Linked DNA regions of Mus musculus: region 1 is linked to region 2. The links are chromatin loops, found by intact Hi-C in ENCODE. Cell type or tissue: heart. All regions are shown on one strand. Each heading gives the region's core, and the rest is flanking DNA. Links, peaks and the distances in the headings are about the cores only. Region 1 holds the start of Gm16559 (a long non-coding RNA gene). Region 2 has its middle 9.6 kb from the start of Adh4.

The links. Hi-C counts contacts between places; a loop is a spot of excess contacts. Peaks named below come from ENCODE experiments on the same cell type or tissue, not always from the same donor. Only the 100,000 strongest peaks of a DNase experiment are listed, where the experiment ranks them.
Region 1: a loop joins it to region 2, with 2.2 times the contacts of the local background. A loop is called at or near these places in 2 of 42 quality-filtered maps.

Annotation. Positions count from the first base shown.
Region 1 is chr3:138,299,640-138,310,573 of GRCm38, forward strand. Gm16559 (a long non-coding RNA gene) reads right to left here and starts at 7,392. Exons shown (of 3, transcript XR_376125.3): 1 at 7,292-7,392; 2 at 6,903-7,119; 3 at 2,854-3,099. In heart, for the core only: no CTCF peak of the experiment used is centred there; DNase peaks (open chromatin) are centred at 4,662 and 5,072; H3K27ac peaks cover 1,283 bases.
Region 2 is chr3:138,400,427-138,411,360 of GRCm38, forward strand. No RefSeq gene overlaps it. Among named protein-coding and RNA genes, the nearest start is that of Adh4, 9.6 kb to the right of the region's middle. In heart, for the core only: a CTCF peak has its summit at 5,073 (motif pointing left); no DNase peak of the experiment used is centred there.

The DNA.
Region 1 (10,934 bases), core at 1,227-9,226, 100 kb before region 2:
GCCTTTAATCCCAGCACTCGGGAGGCAGAGGCAGGTGGATTTCTGAGTTCGAGGCCAGCCTGGTCTACAGAGTGAGTTCCAGGACAGCAGGGGCTATACAGAGAAACCCTGTCTCGAAAAAAAAAAAAAAAAAAAGAAAAGAAAAGAAATAATTTTACATTTATGTGGGATATAGAACTGTCTGAATATTAGATGTGCATAATCTTTTCTGTTTTGAGTTAGTAAGTAGCAATGTGCAGTCAGATTCTTCTGTGCCTTCCCACAAGTCAAGAGCCTAATCCCACGTGCCGTCTACACCTCTACATCCCTGTCTCCTTTGTGTCACTGAAAAACTTCACTCTCTCCTCCCTGAAGATTTTTCTTACAAATTGAAAGTGATGCTTTCTAAACATCCATGCTTTCACAGAAAAGTGAAATTTGTAAAGATTGAAAACCAAAGACAGCTACAAGAGGTTAATCATATGAAATATTTTCTTCAAGTGCACATTAGTTTTCTGTCTCCAAGTGAAAAGTGCGTCATCCAGTTAAAGGTTACAGAGCACGCCTGTTCATTGCCTTTTTTAGGTCAAGAATCTGGGCATGGTAGAACTGGTTTCTTTATGGTCTCGAGGTGTACCCTGAGTGGCCTGGATTGCCTCCTAGAGCTCAGGATCTCCTGCAGCGCACTGACACTTGCCAGTTCAGTTAATAACAGAAACTGTGGGTGTAGACTTATCCAAAGCAGAATTTGTTCACTATGTCTATGTTGCTCAGAAGCTCCAATTCTCTCGCTGGCTGTTAACCATGGAACATACCTCAACCTGCTTGCTCCGTTGCATAACTCCTACACGGCCATCTCGTGGTTCCGCTGTCCATCCTGCCTGCAGGGACACAGTCTTATATCATGTAATATGGTCATGGCTGTGGGAATCTTAGCAGCATTTGGCCCAAAACATAGCCTAAGACCCCAACCCCACTTAAGTGTGAGATGCCACAGGGGCACCCGTACAGGGAATTGGAATCCTGGAAGTCATCTCAGAATTCTGACTTCCACTCTGTCTTAGCCTGGGTTGCTATAACAAGAACAGCATATGCTGTGTGTATTAAAGGAAGACATCTATTTCTCACCATTCTGGACACAGGTTCAAGGTGCCACCACAGCCAGTGTTCACTAAGGCCTGGCCTAAATGTTGACAGAAAAGAGATCAACCAGTTCTACTCAGGAGGACTAGAGTTCCTCCCAAGATCTTAATCTCAAATTAGGAATCAACATACGAATTTGAGCAAGACACAACCATGTTTGGTTTTCAACTCCAGGGACAAGGGGCCGAGGTGCATATTTTATATAGCAACGCAGACCTGCCCTCCAGGTTCTCCCAGCATCCCTCAGTCCCTACCTGGCATACCCTGCCCCCAACCTTCCCTATATAATCCAGGCATTTTTGTGCTCTCTCTCTCCCTCCCTCCCTCCATCCCTCCCTCCCTCTTTCCCTCTCCCTCCCTCTCTTCTTCTCTCTCCTCTTCTACCTCTTCCTCTCTTCTTCATTCTCTTCCTCCTTCTCCTCCTCCTCTTCTTCTCTTCTCTCTGTGCATGTGCCCTTTCTCTCTCCCTCCCCTCATCGCTTTTCCCCACAACAACTTCCCAGGCTTTGATTCTGGGGTCCCAGTGAACTCGCCAACCCAAGAGCAGCTTCCCAATAAACCTGCCTTTAATGTAATCTAATCTGGCTTGAATTGGCTCAGTTCACCAGCAGAGGATTGACCTATCAATTTCCATAGCCCACTCTTGACAAGAGGATGTGTGAGGTATCTTTACCATCAAATTCTCACAGACGATTACAGACTATGGTCAACAGCAGCTTGAGTGCCTTACATTGAGTGTCTTTCATGGGAAGACGATGTAATACTGTTTTTCCTATGGGGAGAATGGTTGAAATAGGTTAAACAACTGTATTTATATGTACATGTATTCCAACCTAGAAACTACTGGTTAGTTCTCAGTTGGCTGTTTTCACAGAAGTGAGTTGTGTGGTTGGAACACCAGTAGCTTCATGAGTGGCGAAACACAGTTATAGGAGTAACAGACATAGGAGTGCAAACGACAAGAAACTGTCCGTGGTCTGAGAACGTATTGCTTTGATTCTTTGACAATTTGTGACTTAACTCAAAGTGGGAGATTAACTTCAATAATCTTACACACTTCTCCTTGTATCACACCACTAGTCAAACTCTGAAAGACATGCAAATTTTGCTATAAACAAATAAAACCAACCAGATGATGTAGCATAAACCTGCAATTCCAGGACTCAGAAGGTACGGACAAGAGAATCTGAATTTGGGGCAAAGCCGGGCTATATCGCAAGGTCCTATCTTAAAAAGAGAAGAGACAGAAAAGGAGATAGGGTGGGTGTGGGGTGGGGAGACAGGGACGAACAGAGGGGAAAGGAAGACCGCATTGTGCAAAGGACAATATTTGTAACATCTGATTGGTGAATCTATCTCTAATACCTACATGTTTGTTCATCTAGGACAAAAAAAAAAAAAAAAAACCAAACCCTAAATAGAACTGAAGCTCCTTGTGAAGGGAAGTCCGTGTCTCAGGAGCATAGAAAACGGTGTGCTGAGCCCTGGCAATGAGAAGGGCCACATCACCAGTCGTTTGCTGGCCCTTGTTCCCACAGACATGTGACTCAGCACAGGTTCTAGCAACCGCTTAGCAATAGTTACTAAACTATAAAAGCATGCATGTCCACTTACTTCCCCAGCAAGGTTACGCTCGGGGAATAACTCTATAGAAATAAAAGTATCTACGGAAACAGAATAAAGCACAAGGCTATTCACTTCAGCTGTTTGTTTGTTTTTGTTTTGTTTTGTTTTTTTATAAAGTAAGAGTGATCCTTGAACAGCGTAACCGGAAGAACAAGGAATTCTAACTTCCTGTCCAGAACGGCCAGGGACTCTTCAGACAGAACAACCTATGTCTTGAACTCTGGTAGGGTGACTCTGATGCTTCCCCAACCATGCATGACCAGGTTCGAATGATTCATCGGATCATCCAATTCTTGTGAAAGTCGGAACAGCAAATAAAAACTCCCATTTATTCCCATGTAGCTTCGTGTCCTATGGAGAAAGGTACAGAGAGATGAACAGAGTGTCCGCACCCCATGGAGAAGAGTGAAGAGACTGAAGGGACTTCCTACATGCAGCTGTTTTGTGTCACCTCTACAATGGCATTCCTGAGGCCATCACTTAACGCCTCATAAAGAAAGTGCAGAGGAACAAAATAAAAGCTCCACATGTCAACACTGTGAAATAGCTTTGAGACACTGTAATTGCTTTTTGGGGGTGGGGTGAGGAGTGTTTTCTTTTGTTGTTATTTTCATCTTCTGGCCAAATAATTGTCAAAATAATATTAACACCCTCCCCCAGATGTCTAAAATCTCAGGGGAAATTGTCAAAAATATTTTGTCTGTGTATCACATCCCTCTGAATCATAAAACTGCTCTTCTCACTGAATCATTTAGGAACCCAAGATTATCAAAAGCAGATGCGTGCACGTCTTATGTTATATATGTAGGTACATATTGAACATTTTCTCACAGGCCTTATGAGAAAACATGATATTGTATTAGTCAAATAGGTTTTTGGATTTTAGTTTTATAAGATTAATACAAATGAACTTTTTTGGAGTCACCAGGATAGTTCTAGACTCTGTCATTTTCTCAGGTCGTTTTATATTTGGATTTTCAATTGCTCTCTTGAGCCCCCAAATGCCAACATCTGGGAAGGTATTTTTTTCACACAAGCATGCACAACACACACACACACTCACACACACAAACACACAAACAAAAATCAACTTTAAAAGTGTCTGTAATAACTCTGGCCAGCCCAAGAAAACAAACCAAAATGTACCGCTGCTTGGATTTTTCCAAAAGTAGAACCCACCCAAAAATGCACAAATCTTGCAGTTCTACCTCCCCTGGATCCTTCATTCAGATCAGCCCTTCCCTCCCTGTTCCCAAAGCACTCAAACCTGACAGGGCACTTTCCAGACAGGCCAGCATTCATAAATGTGTGTATCAAAGCACCTTTTCTCCAAAGCCACCAGCTTCACCTGGGGCAAGCATGTGTTTGCGCATGCTTGTGTGGGTGGGTGAGTGTCTAGGCCAGAGGACAACCGCAAATGTCATTTGGTTCTAGAATTAATGTGCCTTCACAGGGAGAAATCACCTTGCACCCTTAGAGATTAATAAAGGAAAAAAGCTCTTTCATATAGCATACATCCATCTCTGGCTAATGCTCAAAGAGGAGCCAGCCATGAGGAGAAGATATTACTAATTTATATACCTTAGGCGTATGCATTTCACAAACACTGTCATCCTTAAATCTCTTTTATGCCCTGGCCCCAGGTTACACTTTGAACCATTTACACAGAGACAGGAGACTGCAAGTCTGGCTACTTGGGCAGATGGGAGATTGACACAGCAGAGAAACTGCCAGACTTGTTTCTTAAGGACAGCAGCTGTGTTCTTTTCAATAAGTTGTTACAGGGGCACATCCTGCCCACCTGGCAGAATTATACTTTCCCTGATAAGAGCATAGGACTCTTAGTGGCAGAACAGGACTTAATGGTTGCTATAACCCTGCGCTGACCCCTTGAGCTGCCCTTGGAAGTACGCTCTGTTCTGTAGGGACAGGCCTAATAGCAGGTTGGAATGCAGGGCTATCTCCTTTCCTTCTGGGAATGGAGCCTAACTGGAGGTAAATATTGGTGAGCAGACACTAGCTTCCTGCTGTCATAAGTTTTGCTTCTCTCTAACAGGCCTGGCTAGCACACTACCTATTTCCGGGGCATTTCGGAGCCAGGGTTCTCTTAGCTAAATTTAACGTTGTGAGAATTAATGGCTTAAGCAAAAGTATTAGTAAATTCTGTCTAGCACTAATTCTACCACTTTCAGTCTCTCCTACAGCAGTCCTTCTGGAGTAGCCCACCTTGGTGTAGCCTCCCCCAGCCTTGAGCAGGCTGATTCAGACCTTGCTACTACTGTGAATGAGATCACCTAGGGTGGAGCCTTCCGACATGGTTCTATTGTTCTGTCACCTACTGCTGCTCTTCTCTGCTGAGACGCTGAACTTGTCTTCCTGAGATATTCCTGAGACAGCTGACAGCCTGTGGAATTGGCGACCTAATGCTAACAGCTCTGACAGACTGGTGCTAACAACTTAGCAACAAAGCATCAAGAAGCCTGGTTGGGGGTGGGGAGGGGATGGGCTTTCCCCCTTTACAAGCACAGACTGCGAGTAAACATTGGGCCATGATCAGAAATTTGTCTTGGTCTCTTTACTTCTCTCATGGTTCCCTCCGTTACATCTCAGGCCTCCCACTCAGGAAACCAGTTCGTGTGGCTGCAGGCGACTACACCTTGGTTTTTGAGGTAGGATCTCTCACTGGCCTAGAACTCATCAAGTAAGTTTGGCTGACTAGCCACTGTCTCTCTCACACTGGGATTACAAGGACAAGCGACCATGTTTGAGGGAACAAGCCCAGGTCCCAGTCCTTGCACCACAGCAAGTACCTGACCGGTAAAGCCATCTCTCTGTCCCCAGCTTCATTTTAAAGATACTGCCTGCAGCTAAAATTTATTGGTGGTGGTGGTGGGGGTCCTCTGAGATGGTGCCATACTCTGTAGATCACATTTATTCACTGAGTTAATGCCGCACCACCACCACCACCACTGTAACAAATCCCCTAGACAACTGAGAAAGAGCAAAGGTTGCTTTCAGCCCGTGGCTTTGGATGGTTTACACCAAAATTGACAGGCTCCATTGCTTGGGCACGTCATCACTCAGAATGAAACATCACTCAGAATGAAAGAATAGGCTGTACCTGGGATCCCCCACTACCCCAGGAGGGCACACACGGCCCCAGCAGCTAGACCCTGCCTGATAATGTTTTTACCACCTTCCACCTTCCAGTAGTTATCCAAGCAGCGACTCAGCAAGCACCATGTGCCATCACAGACCATTCCAGATGGCGAGAGAACGTTCCTGAAAAGAAGCTGTATGTGCCAGGGCTGACTCAGTGAGGGTAGAGGCGTTAGAACGCTGCCAGTTCAAGGCCCAATTTAAAGTGTATTACAGGGATCTTTAGCCAGCCAGATAGCCATTCCTTGTCACTGTGTGTCAGCCCTAACATCAACAGAGAAAAAACTTTGGAATGTGCTGGTGAAGCCCTATGCCCCATCAGTGGGAGGTTAAGAATGCTGTCAAAGGACCCCCGAGACCTGTCTAGCTGGCTGTGACCTGCATCTCTGCATTGCACACCAATGAGCTTTCAAGTTGCCTTGATAGATCTGTGACTTGATTTATCCTGCTACTATAAAACCTCATGGAACTATTTCCATGCAGGAACCTGCAACCCGGGCTAACCTAGCCTTGTGATACTGGGCCTGGCTCTCTCAGATCTGGCTCTCGAATAAACATTTGTCTTCCCTTTGAAGTGAAAGCTTTGTTTCTATAGCAATGAGATTCAAACCCTTGCAGGACAGACAGTTCCTTGAAGTGGTTCATTTATCCATCCTCCATCTTACAGGTAAAGAAACTAAAGCAAATAGAAGTTAAATAAGAAATCTCTGTTCGCACAGCTAGTTAGGAACCCAGTCTGTCTGATCCACCCAGCTGTCTTTGACACATATGGTGTGGATTGAAAGTTGGCATGTAATGCAAACAGAAGAAAACAGCTCTGAACTGACTGACCTGAGGGGAGAACGTGAAATCCACGAGGAAGGAGATAAGGATTTTTATGCTGGCAAATATTTAACCTAATGTAAGCAATATGTGACCTAAAACTGGCTGCTGTAAGCAATGCCAAGGTCTCAGCTACTAAGTGAGCACGCTTTGCAAGGAGACGTGACACTTACGGATGAGCACTGCCGTGCTTTAGGGGCTCCAGAGCACGCACGCTGCAGACTGGGTTGTCTTTCCTTTGTGCAACCTCCAGGAATGCAGAGAGGGCAGAAATCCCATGCCAGCTCCAGCAGAAGTTGATTATCCAGAGTGTAAGCAGATCATACGGAGAAATACAGAGTTGCAGAACGGCTCGCTGTGTTCAAGTTAGGGATGATAAAGATGTGCTGACTGGCAAAAGGAATCATATTTAATATAAATGTAAATAGTGGATTAATTCAGCAGATGGATTTCTTTACCTTTGCTAGTCCCCAATAACCACACAGAGAAACTAAGATTTACCTCATACTGTGCCTCAATTTCTGGGCAATATTGATTTATATTAACCCCCTAAGCTAATTACCTCCCAGTCGTGATATCATGATTCTTGCATATGATTATTGATCTGGCTCTTTGAGCTTCTGATTTTTTCCCATGATGTCTTTTCAGATCCTCTCCTCCTCATAGCTGATCTGAATCTCCCTCCCTCTCTCCCTCCCCTGGCTGTCAGAAGTTTCTGTCCTATTCTCTCTTCTGCCTAGTCATTGGGTGATCAGCATTTATTGACAAGGCAGAGAATAGATGGTAAGAACTGTTTACACACATTTCAGACAGGAGATTCTAGACATAAGCATTATAATCCAATGTCCATATTAAAACAAGATATCAGAGCAGAGAAATTAGCATTTAACTAACACAAGGATAATCTTTACACAATGCACAAAAACATTATGCCTACGCTGACTTGTGGCAGAGACAGTTAAAAAATTATGCAGCATGTAAATCTGTAAAATAATTTACTGAGGTTTTATTCCAAGCCAAATGTGATTGGATTAACATATGTTTTGTTTTTAAGAGTAACTAATTGTGAAGTTGTCTTTATATGAGGAAGTTAACATCTATTAGGACTATTCTTTGAAGTCTTGAAAGTGCACATTGACAAATGGTTTTCTGTGAGTGTTTAGTCTCTAATGACATTGAATGGATTCTCTGAAATTTCTTACAGAGCCATCAATGCACATCGGGTCAAATATTAGAAATGCCATAGCTGCACAAGTTAAATACCATAAGCTATGTGTGAAATTCTGCATATGTATAAAATGTGAGATTACCCACATTACAGTACCATGCAGGGTTTTCCCAGAGCTTCCATATGTAGCAGATTCCCCATGCTGAGGGGATGCTTGTATGCTACAGCCAATGGTAACTCATGAGATTTGCACTAAAAGCATACATTGCACTTTGACTTTATGTACAGACATGCTTGTGAGCAAACTATTCACATGTATATCCTCAAAGCTCAGAAATGGGTTTTGCTGCTCCAAAGACCCCACGGCTTCTCCAGCTCCTTTACTTGTTTTGTTAGAAATTAATTTCATAACAAGGACAATTCAAGTCAGAGTGCCTAGGGGCCCTGACAAGATCCAAAGGCACAACAGGGTGGGCAAGAGCAGATAAACTGTGAGTTGTCCTCAGTTGTCTTGTCCAACTCTCCTTACATAAACACTAACAGGGAATTCTGGGTAAGGTAGAAAAATGAATGGCATAAAGGAATATCAAAGGCCTCAAATCTTGTCTGAGAAGACAGAAGGAAAGGGAATAAGGCAGTAGGCAGTGTGGTGGTGGTGGTGGTGTGTGTGTGTGTGTGTGTGTGTGTGTGTGTGCGTGCGCACACACAGGGGAGGTGATGACATCAGGGCTCCCTCACTCCTGTCTATCAGCTACAGCAAGCATCACTGCATTTTCAGCTAACATCTTCACATCCATTTATTTCTCTGCAAAGAATAGCCATAATCCAGGGCATTGGCACGAGGATCAAACTATTCTCCTCGCTGAAGCAAACAGGCACATAGGAAAGACTGGTGAGCATGGGCTGTTAGCACTACCTATTCTGTACCTTTCATGTACCATTTAAAGGGCACCTTTGGATAAAAGTAGGAATAAGACTTTGGAAGATATAGTCCAGATTTGTGGGTCGTCACATGGGAACACGCCTTTACTCGGAACCCCAGTCTCTGTATCTGTAAGGCCCAGGATTGTTATTTTTTAATCAGTTTCAAAACGTGACAGAAAGAGCTCTTTGCAGGTTGTGCTATGAATAAATTGGCAAAAGTCAATCAGCTCCTTCAGACACTTCTGGGCACACTGAGCCCCGTCAACCCCACCCCCATGGGAATGCTTCAGTTGCATTGTGACATGGAAGTAGGAAGTGACATGACTTGACATATTTCACTGATGCTCAAAGCATCTAAGTCAAATTAACTGCTAGACGCGGTCACCATGCAAGTTCTCGAAGGAGGGATTCAAACCTAACACAGAGAGGAAGAGGAAGAGAAAGAAGAAGAGGAAGAGAAAGAAAAGGAGGAAGAACATGGTGCCATTTGGTTTTGACTTTTGGGTCTCTAAACTCCAATTTAACCCAGAGGACAGTGTTTCCATCAGAGACCGCGTGTGCGCGCAGGGTTGGGTGAGCTGTAAACACAGAACAAAACCTGCCCCTGAACCATTGGGGAAGTGAACAGAGGGTGGCAGACTTGGAGAGAGAGAGAGGGAAGCATCCTCCAGTTGGACAGAGAAAAGAAGCAGAGAAACTATAAAAAATATTGAGACTGATCACATAATGGTTTGGTTGAAGCAAAAAATGGGACCCAGCAGTGCAGTGGTTTGAATACAGCCAAGCCTCCAGAGATGAGCCGGTTCAGTCCCTAAGGTTTCCTGGTAATGGCAGCCTGGGTGAGAAATGGAACTTGACTACAACAGCTAGAAGTGAGATCTGAGGCCATCAGGGTAGAATTTCCATGCTTGAATCCTGATAACATTGTAAGGAGAAGGTGACATTCAGACAGCAAATACATATCTGCCCCCTCTTTGATGTGATACATATGGCTCAGCAGATAGGAGGGTGAGGAGAAGAGCCGGTGGGGTAGGCCTTTCTCATGCAGATCACGGCAAAAATAGACCTCTTTTCTCTCTAAACAAACTCGTCACATGGCTTTTATTATAGTAACGGAAAGCTAGGTAAAGCAAGGACAAACTTAGACTGTATAAGCATATGCTGTATGCTTTATTGACATGTAGGGAAGCTAGAGCTATATTGACATAAACTGTACGTAAGTAACAACTCCTAGGACTGCATTAGAAAACACCAGGAATATACATCTTTGAATAAGAATTATAACAGCTTGAAATTCAACTTAATCTCATTATTTTATTGTTTTAACTATGTGCCTTTTTATTGCTTCTTTCTTACTAAAATACTTCATTGATTCTATAAGCCAGTGGTTATTTTGCCTCGTATCAATTGAGCATTGCATTACTTTCCAAGAGTTATGCAAAAGTTGCTTCTACAAACGTGTCTCCTCACGCGGACCTCTCTACACCTTGGCACACTATCTTCTGGAAAGGACACCGTGTACATTGATATGCGGTGCAGAGTAATCAGACTTGGCCTCATCTATTTGCATCTACAGGAAAGGCAGGCTTTCAAAGCAAGGCTTGGCCTTTGGTTGTCTTCAGTGAGCGAGAACTGGCTGAATTGCTCTGAGCACCCCGCCCATTCTCACCTTCTCAGAGGCATCCACATAGCTGCCCGTGATGCTTGCCAAGTTCTTACCCAACCCCACAGGTTTTTCTAGACTTCACAGGGGCAAGAGAACACCTGATCCTTGTGAAGAGAGGACAGCCTTCCTTGCATTTTGTGCACTTAAGAGGAGAGAGATAAGAACTCTCTGAATGAAGTTGTTAAATTTAAAAATCGGGTGTTTTCTCCATGGCTGTATTCCCCACCACAGGGCAGAAAGCAAGTCGGTGCTGAGGAGGAATGAAATGAATGCTCTGAGAGACACGGTAGTGATGCTGATGGTGATGATGATAATGGCGATAAATACTTACACAGAGACCTACTACGTATGAGGCAGGATACTGAGTACCTGTGTATGATAACTGACTTGGTGCTTGGGGGAAAACCGAGGAGGTGAGGTTACTTGGTTATATTAGCTAATATAACA
Region 2 (10,934 bases), core at 1,448-9,447:
GGATCTCTATGTCAGTATATAGCTACTCGCCATCCTTGCTGGCTGAAAGTTAACTCCCAAAGTAAGGTCATATAAACCTGTGGCCTGCCTCTGACTCCCACCACCTCAGCCACATTTAATGATCCTGTCCCAACCACCAAGCAAGCCACATCTTTGCGGTTTCTGGGTGCAGTGCTTCTGTGGGTAACGACGACACGGGGTGGTTTATGAGCTCTTTCCTGGCTTATCTAACCCCAGACTCACACTGTAGCAGGTATGCAGCCTCCAAATAGAATGTGCCTAAATCATGCAAAGTTTGAGCCTCTTCTACTTTTTATCTGAAAGAATGGATATATCACTAGCTATCACTCAAATCATTACGAAGTACATATGAAATATAGAGGCCCTCTACTGAAATACAGTGAGCAGGCAAGTGCCCGGCTGTGGCACTGTGTTCTTCCCTAATAACTTGGAAATGAGAGCCATCAGCTCCTGCGTACTCACAAGGAATCCTTTGTGGATTGGTGTGCTGCGGGCTACTGGCAATGTTACTTTTCATTTGATCAAAGACACTCTTTTCTCATAGGATCTACCCGGATTGTAGTTTCCCCTCCTTTTACTCCTCCCACACCCTCCCCAGATCCTCTCTCCTCTGGATCAGCTCCCTTTGTGTCTCTCTTTGAAAACAACAGCCTGCTAAGAGATAACAAAAAGAGAAAATAAAATACAATATGATGAAGGGAAAAAAGCTATCATATTGAAATTGGTCACAGCAATCCAAAAGGAGGGGAAAGAGACCCAAGAACAGGCACAATAGTTAGGACCCGCTCGCTCTCACAGTCAGGAGTCCATTAAAAATGCTAACCTAAATAAAAGGAGGTCAAAGAGATAGAAATTGAAAAGGAAGAAGTCAAAATATCACTATTTGCAGATGATATGATCATATAATTAAGTGACCCCAAAAATTCCACCAGAGAACCCTTAAACGTGATAAACATTTTCTATCAGCAAAGTGGCTAAATATAAAATTAACTCAAACAAATCAGTAGCCTTCTTATACTCAAAGGATAAACAGGCTGAGAAAGAACTTAGAGAAATGACACCCTTCACAATAGTCTCAAATAATATTACATACCTTGGTATGACTCTAACCAAGCAAGTGAAAGATCTGTATGACAAGAACTTCAAGTCTCTGGAGAAAGAAATCGAGGAAGACCTCAGAAGATGGAAAGATCTCCCACGCTCATGGATTAGCAGGATTAATATAGTAAAAATGGACATCTTGCCAAAAGCAATCTACAGATTGAATGCAATTCCCATCAAAATTCCAAATCAGTTCTTCATAGAGTTAGAAAGATCAACTTGCAAATTCATTTGGAATAACAAAAAAACCTAGGATAGCAAAAATTATTCTCAACAATAAAAGAACCTCTGGGGGAATAACCATCGCTCGCCACAAGCTGTATACAGAGCAATGATGATATTTTAAAAAACAAAAAAAACTGTATGGTATTAGTACAGAGACAGACAGGCAGATCAATGGAATAAAATTGAAGACCCAGAAATGAACCCACACACATATGGTCACTTGATATTTGACAAAGTCGTTAGAACCATCCAGTGGAAAAAAGACAGCATTTTAAACAAATGGTGCTGGTTCAACTGGTGGTCAGCATGTAGAAAAATGCAAATCAACCCATTCTTATCTCCTTGTACAAAGCTCAAGTCTAAGTGGATCAAGGACCTCCATATAAAACTAGATACACTGAAACTTATAGAAACTGGTGAAAACCCTCGACACATGGGCACAGGGAAATTTTCCTGAACAGAACACCAATGACTTATGCCCTAAGATAGACAAATGGAACCTCATAAAATTGCAAAGCTTCTGTAAGGCAAAGGACACTGTCAGTAGAACAAAACAGCAACCAACAGATTGGGAAGAGATCTTTACCAATCCTACCTCTGATAGAGAGCTAATATCCAACATATATACAAAGACCTCAAGAAGTTAGACTCCAGAAAACTAAATAACCCTATTTAAAAATGGGATACAGAGCTAAACAAAGAATTCTCAACTGAGAAACATTGAATGGCTGAGAAACACCTAAAGAATTGTTTAACATTCTTAATCATCAGGGAAATGCAAATCAAAACAACCCTGAGATTTTACCTCACACCAGTCATAACAGCTAAGATCAAAACTCAGGTGACAGCAGATGCTGGCGAGGATGTGGAGAAAAAGGGACTCTCCTCCATTGTTGGTGGAATTGCAAGCTGCTATAACCACTCTGGAAATCAGTTTGATGATTCCTCAGAAAACTGGACATAGCATTACCTGAGGATCCAGCAATACCACTACTGGGCATATACCTAAAAGATGCTCCAACATATAACAAGGATACATGCTCCACTATGTTCATAGCGGCCTTATTTATAATAGTCAGAAGCTGGAAAGAACCCAGATGTCCTTCAACAGAGGAATGGATACAGAAAATGTGGTACATCTACACAATGGAGTACTATTCAGCTATTAAAAACAATGACTTCCTGAAATTCTTAGGCAAATGGATGGACATAGAAAATATCAGAGGTAACCCAATCACAAAAGTAGACAGATGGTATGTACTCACTGATAAGTGAATACTAGTCCAAAAGTTCCAAATACCCAAGATACAATTCATAAACCACATGAAGCTCAAGAAGAAGGACAACCAAAGTGTGGGTGTTTTGATCCTTCTTAGAAGGGGGAACAAAATATTCAAGGGAGGATATACGGAGACAAAGAGCAGAGACTGAAGGAAAGGCCATCCAGAGACTGCCCCACCTGGGGATCCATCTCACATACTCTATTGTGGATGCTAAGAAATGCTTGCTGAAAGGAGCCTGTCTCCTGAGAGGCCATGCCAGAGCCTTACAAATACAGAGGCAGATGCTCACATCTGAGCACAGGGTCCTCAATGGATGAGTTAGAGTCCTCAATGGACTGAAGAAGCTGAAGGGGTTTGCAACCCTACAGGAAGAACAACAATATCAACCAACCAGACCCCCAAGAGTTCCCAGGGACTAAACCACCAACCAAAGAGTACACATGGAGGGACCCATGACTCCAACCGCATATATAGCAGAGGATGGCCTTGTCAGGCATCAATGGGAAGAGAGGTCCTTGGTCCTATGAAGGCTCAATGCCCCAGTGTAGGGGAATTGAGGGTGGGAAGGTGGGAGTGGGTGGAGGAACACCCTCATAGAAGAAGCAGTGGGAGGGGGAAGGGATAAGGGGTTTCTGGGAGAAGGGGAACCAGGAAAGGGTATAACACTTGAAATGTAAATAAAGAAAATATCCAAACATACACACACACACACACACACACACACACACACACACACACACACACACACGCATGCACGCACACATACTAACCTAATAGACATAATACATACACTGAAGACCTGGTGCAGACCTATGTAGTCCCTTTGCTTGCTGCTTCAGTCTCTGTAAACTCATATGTACTCTGCTTAGCTGATTCAGACTCTTGTTCTCCTGGTGTCCTCCATCCCCTCTGGCTCTTACAATCTTCTTTTTTATTGTTAATCATGTTATTCACTTACATTTCAAATGATATTCCCCCTTCCCAGTTACCCCTCCACAAACCCCCCATTCTATACCCCTCACCTCCCTCCCCTTTGCCTCTATGAGGGTGCTCCTTCTCCCACCCACCCACTCCCACTTCACCCCTCTAGCATCCTCCTACACTGGGGAACCAAGCCTCCCTCCCCTCCCATCCTCTGCTACATATGTATCTGGAGCCATGGGTCTCTTCATGTATACCCTTTGGTTGGTGGTTTAGTCCCTGGGAGCTCTGGAGGGTCCAGTTAGTTGATAGTGTTCTTCCTATGGGATTGCAATCCCCTTCAGTTCCTTTCGTCCTACCCCTACCCCCTTTCATTGGGGTCCCTGTGTTCAGTCCAATGGTTGGCTGCAAGCATCCACCTCTGTATTTGTCAGGCTCTGGCAGGGCCTCTCAGGAGACAGCTATATCAGGCTCCTTTCAGCAAGTGCTTCTTGGCATCTGCAATAGTGTCAGGGTTTCATTTTTGTCTCTATCTTTCCTTTGGACAGAAACCACCTTTCTGCCTTCTCTTTCATGGGCTTGGGCTTCCTTGAGCTCTGAGCTGAAGGATTTAATATTCTTTCTCTGTCTCTGTCTCTGTCTCTGTCTCTGTCTCTGTCTCTGTCTCTCTCTCTCTCTCTCTCTCCTTCTCTCTCTCTCTCTCTCTCTCTCTCTCTCTTTCTCTCTCTCTCTCTCATATGTCTGGTTGTAGGTCTCTGCGTCTCTGCATCTGTTCTGATCTGCTGTTGAAGAAAGCCTCATTTGGGATTATTTTCTTGTTTGTTTCTTCCCTTTTTTCTTTCTTTTCTTTTCTTTTTTCTTTTTTTTTTTTTTTTTTTTTTTTTTTTCCTATCGTGTTTGGTTTTGCCCTAAGTTTCTGAGCTATTTCACCTCTGGCTCTTGGTTACCTACATCTGGAATGAGTTCCCTCTCACAGACTGGGCCTTAGGTCAAATCAGACATTGGTTGGTTACTCTCACAGTTCTATGCCACCAATGCCCTAGCATATTCTGCAGGGAGGCAGACTGTAGCTCAAAGGGTTTGTGACTGGGTTGGTGTACACATTTCTCTTTCAGTAGCCTGCCAAGTCCTTTCTTGCACCAAAGACATGAGAATGCAGGAGTGAGGGCTCGATTTAGGCACCAGCTTGATGGTCTCCAGTGAGCTGCGTGGGTATCATCCACAACAACCCGGTCTGTCAGTTTGCAGAAAGCAACATTGTATCTTTTGGCATACAACCTGGGGTTTGTTGGAGGCCCCTTGGCTGACAATTCAATTAACTCTAAGTCCCTCCATTCAAAGCCTTAATAAGAGGGGGAAGTCACAGAAAGAAGAATCGAGTCTTAGTGACACCTTTCTGAAAAACTCTGACTTCCCATCTTGGTGAGGTTCCTCCAAGGGTGTGATGGTTTAATATTTTCACCTTCAGAGTCTCAATTTTCTATTAAATGTTGCAAGTTAGTGTTAGCATTCCCCCTGGTGGCAGCATTTGTCATTAACCGACAGTATGACTTCAAAACACATTTACTGCTCCCAATATTCCTCTCCAGCTTCCTTCTAAGGCCAGATGACCCACCACCAGGATGGCTTACATGACCCTAAAGCAGCCCACTAGCTTTTCTCTGTTTTTTTCCGTGAGTTCTGATAGTCAGTTAACTAATCACAACACTAACAATTTTTTAGTCTATGTCCTGTGAGACTGGGACAGCCCAACATCTAAGATAGGCAAGTAATTAAAATTCAGTATAAAAGCATTATTAAAGAGAGAGATAAGCAGGGAGCAAAACAGAGGGGAAAATCTTCCGGCCTATGAGACGAGGAAAAACTCAGAGGGAATAGTTGACCCTCAGTGCATACAGTGGGTTCTGCCAAGTAGAAGAACCAGTTTGCGTGTGGAGTGAGTGGTGACCCTGTTCTGTGATGCATCATCTTGGGTAGCATCCCTGAGGAGAGACCCTGTGAGGCTGGAGTTGACCTAGAGACCTGTCAGTGGCGTGAGAATGAACTTGGAAGCAGATTCTCCCAGAGATGAGCTTTATGAAGACAGCAGTTCTGGTCAGCACATGTGGCGGGGACCTCCTGAGCTAAGCTTGTATGCTGTCACACTCGTGGCCAACGAAAACATTGATTACACGTTTGTGCCTAGTCTGTCCAGCAGCAAGTTGCTGGTGCATAAGTGTTAATTCAGGGGACAGTTCTCCCCCAGCACGCTCTTGTAGCACATTCCTGTAAGAGTCTCCCTTGTGGTGAACTAGGATGGCGACGAAGCACGGTGACCTTAAATTCCTCTTTAGTCCCATCATTAAAAGAAGATTTGGATTGAAAATCAAGCCTAGACTTTGTCCATGAGATTATCCAAATTGCAGAGTTGTTTTTTTAATTATAAATCTATATTTACTTTTTCTTTTTTTATTAGATAATTGCAGAGTTTTAATCTGTAATCCCAATAAATCTCTAAGACTAGACTCAGAGCCCTAATGAAGATGAGGTGGACCTTAAGACTACAATGAGACTATCTTGAGAACTTGAACTCCAGATTTTCCTGAACCTGTCTAGCTTCAGGGACTCCTAAGGCCTTTGTTTACTGCTGCACTGTCCCAGTGACTCTTCTACTGCTGTGAAGACACACCATGGTTAAGGCAACTCCTATGAAAGAAGTCATCTCATTGGGGGCTTGCTTTTAGTTTTAGGTTAGCCCATAATCAGCATGGCAGGAGGCAGACAGACATGGCACAGGAGTATCAGCTTTCATCCTGATCTACAGGCAGCAGGCAAGGAGAGAGACACTGGGCTAGCATGGGCGTTTGAAATTGCAAAGCCTACAGTGGCACACCTCCTCCAACAAGGCCACACCTCCTGGTCCTTCTTAAACAGTTTCTACCAGCTGGTAACTTAGCATAAAATATATGAGGCTATGTAGGCCATTATCATTCAAATCACCATATGCACTAGTGACAACCCAGCTACAGAGTCAACCTATATATCTATCAATGGATGGATGAGTGAATGAAATATGTGCACATACCCAGTAAAGTTCCTGTCAACCATAAGAATGAAATTGTGCCACTTGAATAAAATTGGATAAGCTATATGTCATCATACTAAGGAAAGTAAGCCTGGAACAGAAAGACAAGTGTCAAGTTTTCTCTCATATGCAGATGATTTTTTTAAAAAATATTTTTAAAACAAGATAGGGCTGGAGAGATGGCTCAGCTATTTCAGAGATCCAAGTTCAGTTCCTGGCACCCACAAAAGGTGGCTTACAATGCCTAGAACTCCAGCTTCAGGGAATCAGCTGCCTCTGGCCTCTGTGACTTCCTGTGCTCACAGGCACATGCCCACCCAGAGAGATATATAGATATAATTTCAAATAGCAAAAGTAAACCTTTTAAAGGACATGAAAGGAGACTATTTAGGGAGTCAGGAGGCATCTCCAGGAGGCAGAGGGACAAGAGATGGTAATGAGGGGAGGAGCAGATGGTTTAAAAACTTGCTTACATGCCTGAAAACATCACAAATAATAATGAAAAACATTATTTTGTGCAAACAAAATATGCCAATAAAAGATATAATGTTTCTCTACCCTTATTATAGGGTTTCAGTCTCTCCTGGCCTAGAGACCATGAGGAGCCATTCTAAGGTAAATGACTCTTCGAACAAGCTTACTCTCTTTGGGGAATGCCTCTACCTCCCTTCATAGTTTCTAGGCCACTAAATAAGGCCAAAGGTCAAGTCTTTCCTTGACTAGGAAAATAATTTGCAAAGGAAAATACAGACTTGGCTTATAGATACCTGTGCGGCCTAGAAAAACAAATGAGATCAGCGAAGAGCACACTAGGCCAGGAGAGCAGAATGTAAGGGAGAGGTTGACATGGGAACACCCCCCCATCTATAACTGGGAACTTAGTGCCATAAGATCTAACATCACTTGCATCCTGCCAAGCCAGCTCCTTACAGTCTGAGATAAAAACACTAGCCCACAAGCAATGACAGAGCTGCTTTGACAGGACCAAGGAAGAAGTCAAGGGCCTCTGAGCATTACGCAGTGTGACAGTCTGTAAGAAGAACTGAAGCCTACCATATGACTAAATTCCTTTGGTGACTTCAAGGCAGATAGCTCTTTCACTGGGACAGTAAAATATGTCATGATTTAGAGGCCACAAAGACAGAGGGGGAGGGCACTGGCCTCAGTGAGAAACTTCATATTTGTCAAGAATAAGCCAGATACAAGTCAGGAAATTCCCAAGGCTCCTGGGATGAAAGGAGTCTGAAATAACAGAGGCCAGGAGGCAATAATTCACTATCAGAAGCAATATGAATCTAGTCATCTAAGTAGACCATGTGACTGTTTAGGAAAGTGTCTCCCAAAAGGACATGTGTTAGAGCCTTGATCCCCAGCCCATGACACTATTGGGAGGTAGGGGAACATTCAAGAGCTGAGACACAGTGAAGGGTCTCAGGTCAATAAGAGCATGGCCTTGAACTGGCAGGAAGATGCCTGGCTCTTCCTTTCGTTCTCTAAATTTTTATCATAAAAGGTTTCTTCTCTATGTACAATCATCACAGGGGCTAAAGGAATGGGCCCGCCAACTTCCAAAATTAGCCTTCCTCCCAGTCCTCCCCGCACCTAGGCTACTACCATGTACCACAAGCTACCCTCAAAGGCCCAATCGTCCTTTCTCATCCTCCCGAGAACTTGGATTACTCACATGCACTACCATGTCCACTCACCTTTCGTCATTTAAAAACTTGCCATCTAGTTATCATACCAATGGAAAACGGGCTCACACATTCAATAAAGGATGGAAGGCAATCAGCGCCATGGACTACAGAGCTCTCTGGTGATGAGGAATCTCTAATCATAAAGATAGTTATTTCAAAGGCATCTGCCAGGTGTGACATGTCAACTTTACAAAATAGTAGGAGCTTCCCCAGAAGGAAACACAGTTGCCACCACCAATGACTTCCTCCAGGTTTACTTTACATACCACTAATGCTATGGGCCCAGGAAGGCAGCAGTGTAACAGCCAGGGTCCAGAGCTGAGGAGGACTATTTGTGACCTTTCTCCCCGAGAAGCATGTGCGGCCCTTCCAACACTGAAAGCTAACCAGCAAGGAGGAAACTTCAAGCCCAGCTCCAGCATGGTTTCTCTAAGTTCTACCAAGTGTGGAATGTCTTCAGCAATAAGGAAGAGACTTTTTGAAAGGTATGCTCACTCTTCCTTCAGAGGCCAAACCTGGTCTCTCACTGAAAACGGTTCATTGTGAAATCATTGCTGAGCTCACTCGTTCAACTCAGGAGCCAGCTTGTAGAACGACAGCAGGCCAAGCCCTGTTGTTAGGCAGGCATCATGTACACGATTTCAACAAAGCAGATGCGGTCCTTACTGTCATTAACCTTTCAGTCTCATGAGAAAAACTGATCATGAATGATGCACACAGAAAGTGTTCACCACAAAACACAATAAACATTCTAGAAACAAGAACTTCAAAGTGGACTTAATTTGTACTGAAAGACAGATTTTAAATACTGAAGTGAATTTAGATACCAATTAAGCACTGTGTGCATAGAAGGCCTTGGACACAGGTTTGCCTCCACAGCCAGTCTTCTAGTGTGTTCTAATAGCTGTACTTTGTTTCTTAACATTAGCAGGCTGCAAACATGTTTGAGGTATAAGTGCTCATTTTATATTTCATTAATATTAACAATATTAACAAGATTCATGCGATATTGAGCAATTGTGTATCTCTTTTTATGGCCTTCAAGACTATGACCTTTTCTCCTGGAAGCACAGCTCCTGGTGGTGTCCCTGCTTCCAGGCAGCTCAGATGCATCTGTCCATGTTTCTTGCTGTGGCCTGCAATAAGCAAAGAGTCTGTGCTGTTTGTCAGGGTGACAGAATTCTTGGGGTTCCATTTAAATTCTGCCAAAAGAAATCACTGGATAAAATAGGGGTACCACTGAGCATGTCAAATTTAAGAACGAAAATCAAAATATTATGAAGGAAAGACATGGGAGGCTTGTAACACAAGGAGCCTGAATTCAGTTGGACAAATCAGAAGAGGTGTTATATGATCTGAAATCTGAATTATTAAGAAAATTATATTTGCTTGATATGTCGATATTAAGCTGTATATGCTCATCGGAAGAAGAAAAATGTTATCTTTTATTCTAAACAGAACCAGTATACTAATACCACCAGGCAATTATTAACTTAAATAGTAAGGGTGAACTGACAATGTCCCAGAGTTCAGAATTCTAATCTCCAGTAATAAAAGAGAGGAAAATTACAGAGTCCAAATTTTATCAAATACCTAAAACTGCCAAAACAGTAGCTTGATAATAAATATAAACTTTGTAATCAAACAAAGTTCAAATCTAGCCCCTGCTCCACTAAGCAAACATGTTATCACCATTCCTGTGTTTTGCACATGGAATGCATCATACTCAGGAGAGATAGGTAAAACTCACTAAACAAAAACAAGCAAAACGTTTACATCAGCGAGGAAACAACAAGCAACTTATAATGGCCATCAATCTCATTATAAAACTGACCTATGAGAGAGACACGGCTTCTCTTTTCCCCTGAGACTGAGACCACAGGAACAAAGGTCTGCCGCAGGGAACTCAACTGAGTCCCTGCCAGAATGGGAACTTCAAAGTCTGTTCTGGGAATCAGACCTGGCACTGAAGAATCAATCGCTCCATTTTCAACATTGCAGGATGACTTGTAGACTTATGGAAGCCACATAGTGGCTCTATGCTACTTGTGTAGTAAACTGGCCTCTCTTTTCTTCTATGTAGTTTCATATCATACATGCTCTAGGAATTAATGATTATCCTTGAATTATAAGTGCATATATACTATGTATGTATGACAAATGACAAAATCAGTCTTTGAGTGACAAAAAAAAAAAAAAAAATGGACCTCCATACTGAGAAACATGCTACCCAGAAAAAAACAACATAGAAGACAGAGTCCTAAAATCCCTGAACCATAAAGCTGTCATTTCACAAATTGTACAGTGATATATACTAGATAGATAGATAGATAGATAGATAGATAGATAGATAGATAGATAGATAGATAGATAGATAGATAGATAAAATTTCATATTATACTCTTAATCTTATTCTGAAATTCTAGTAATTTATTTTGGCTGGGGCCTAGAGGAAGTCACCAGAACTGCAAACCAGGTGACAAGAACTTAGATGAGTGATCTTTAAGGAACAGGTAGACCCAGTGAGCAACACTTCTGAGCTTGGGGTTTTCAAGAGTGCTAGCATATTTCTATAGGGAATGACTGGGTCAAGAATAGGAGAGTTAGATATAGATGCATGCC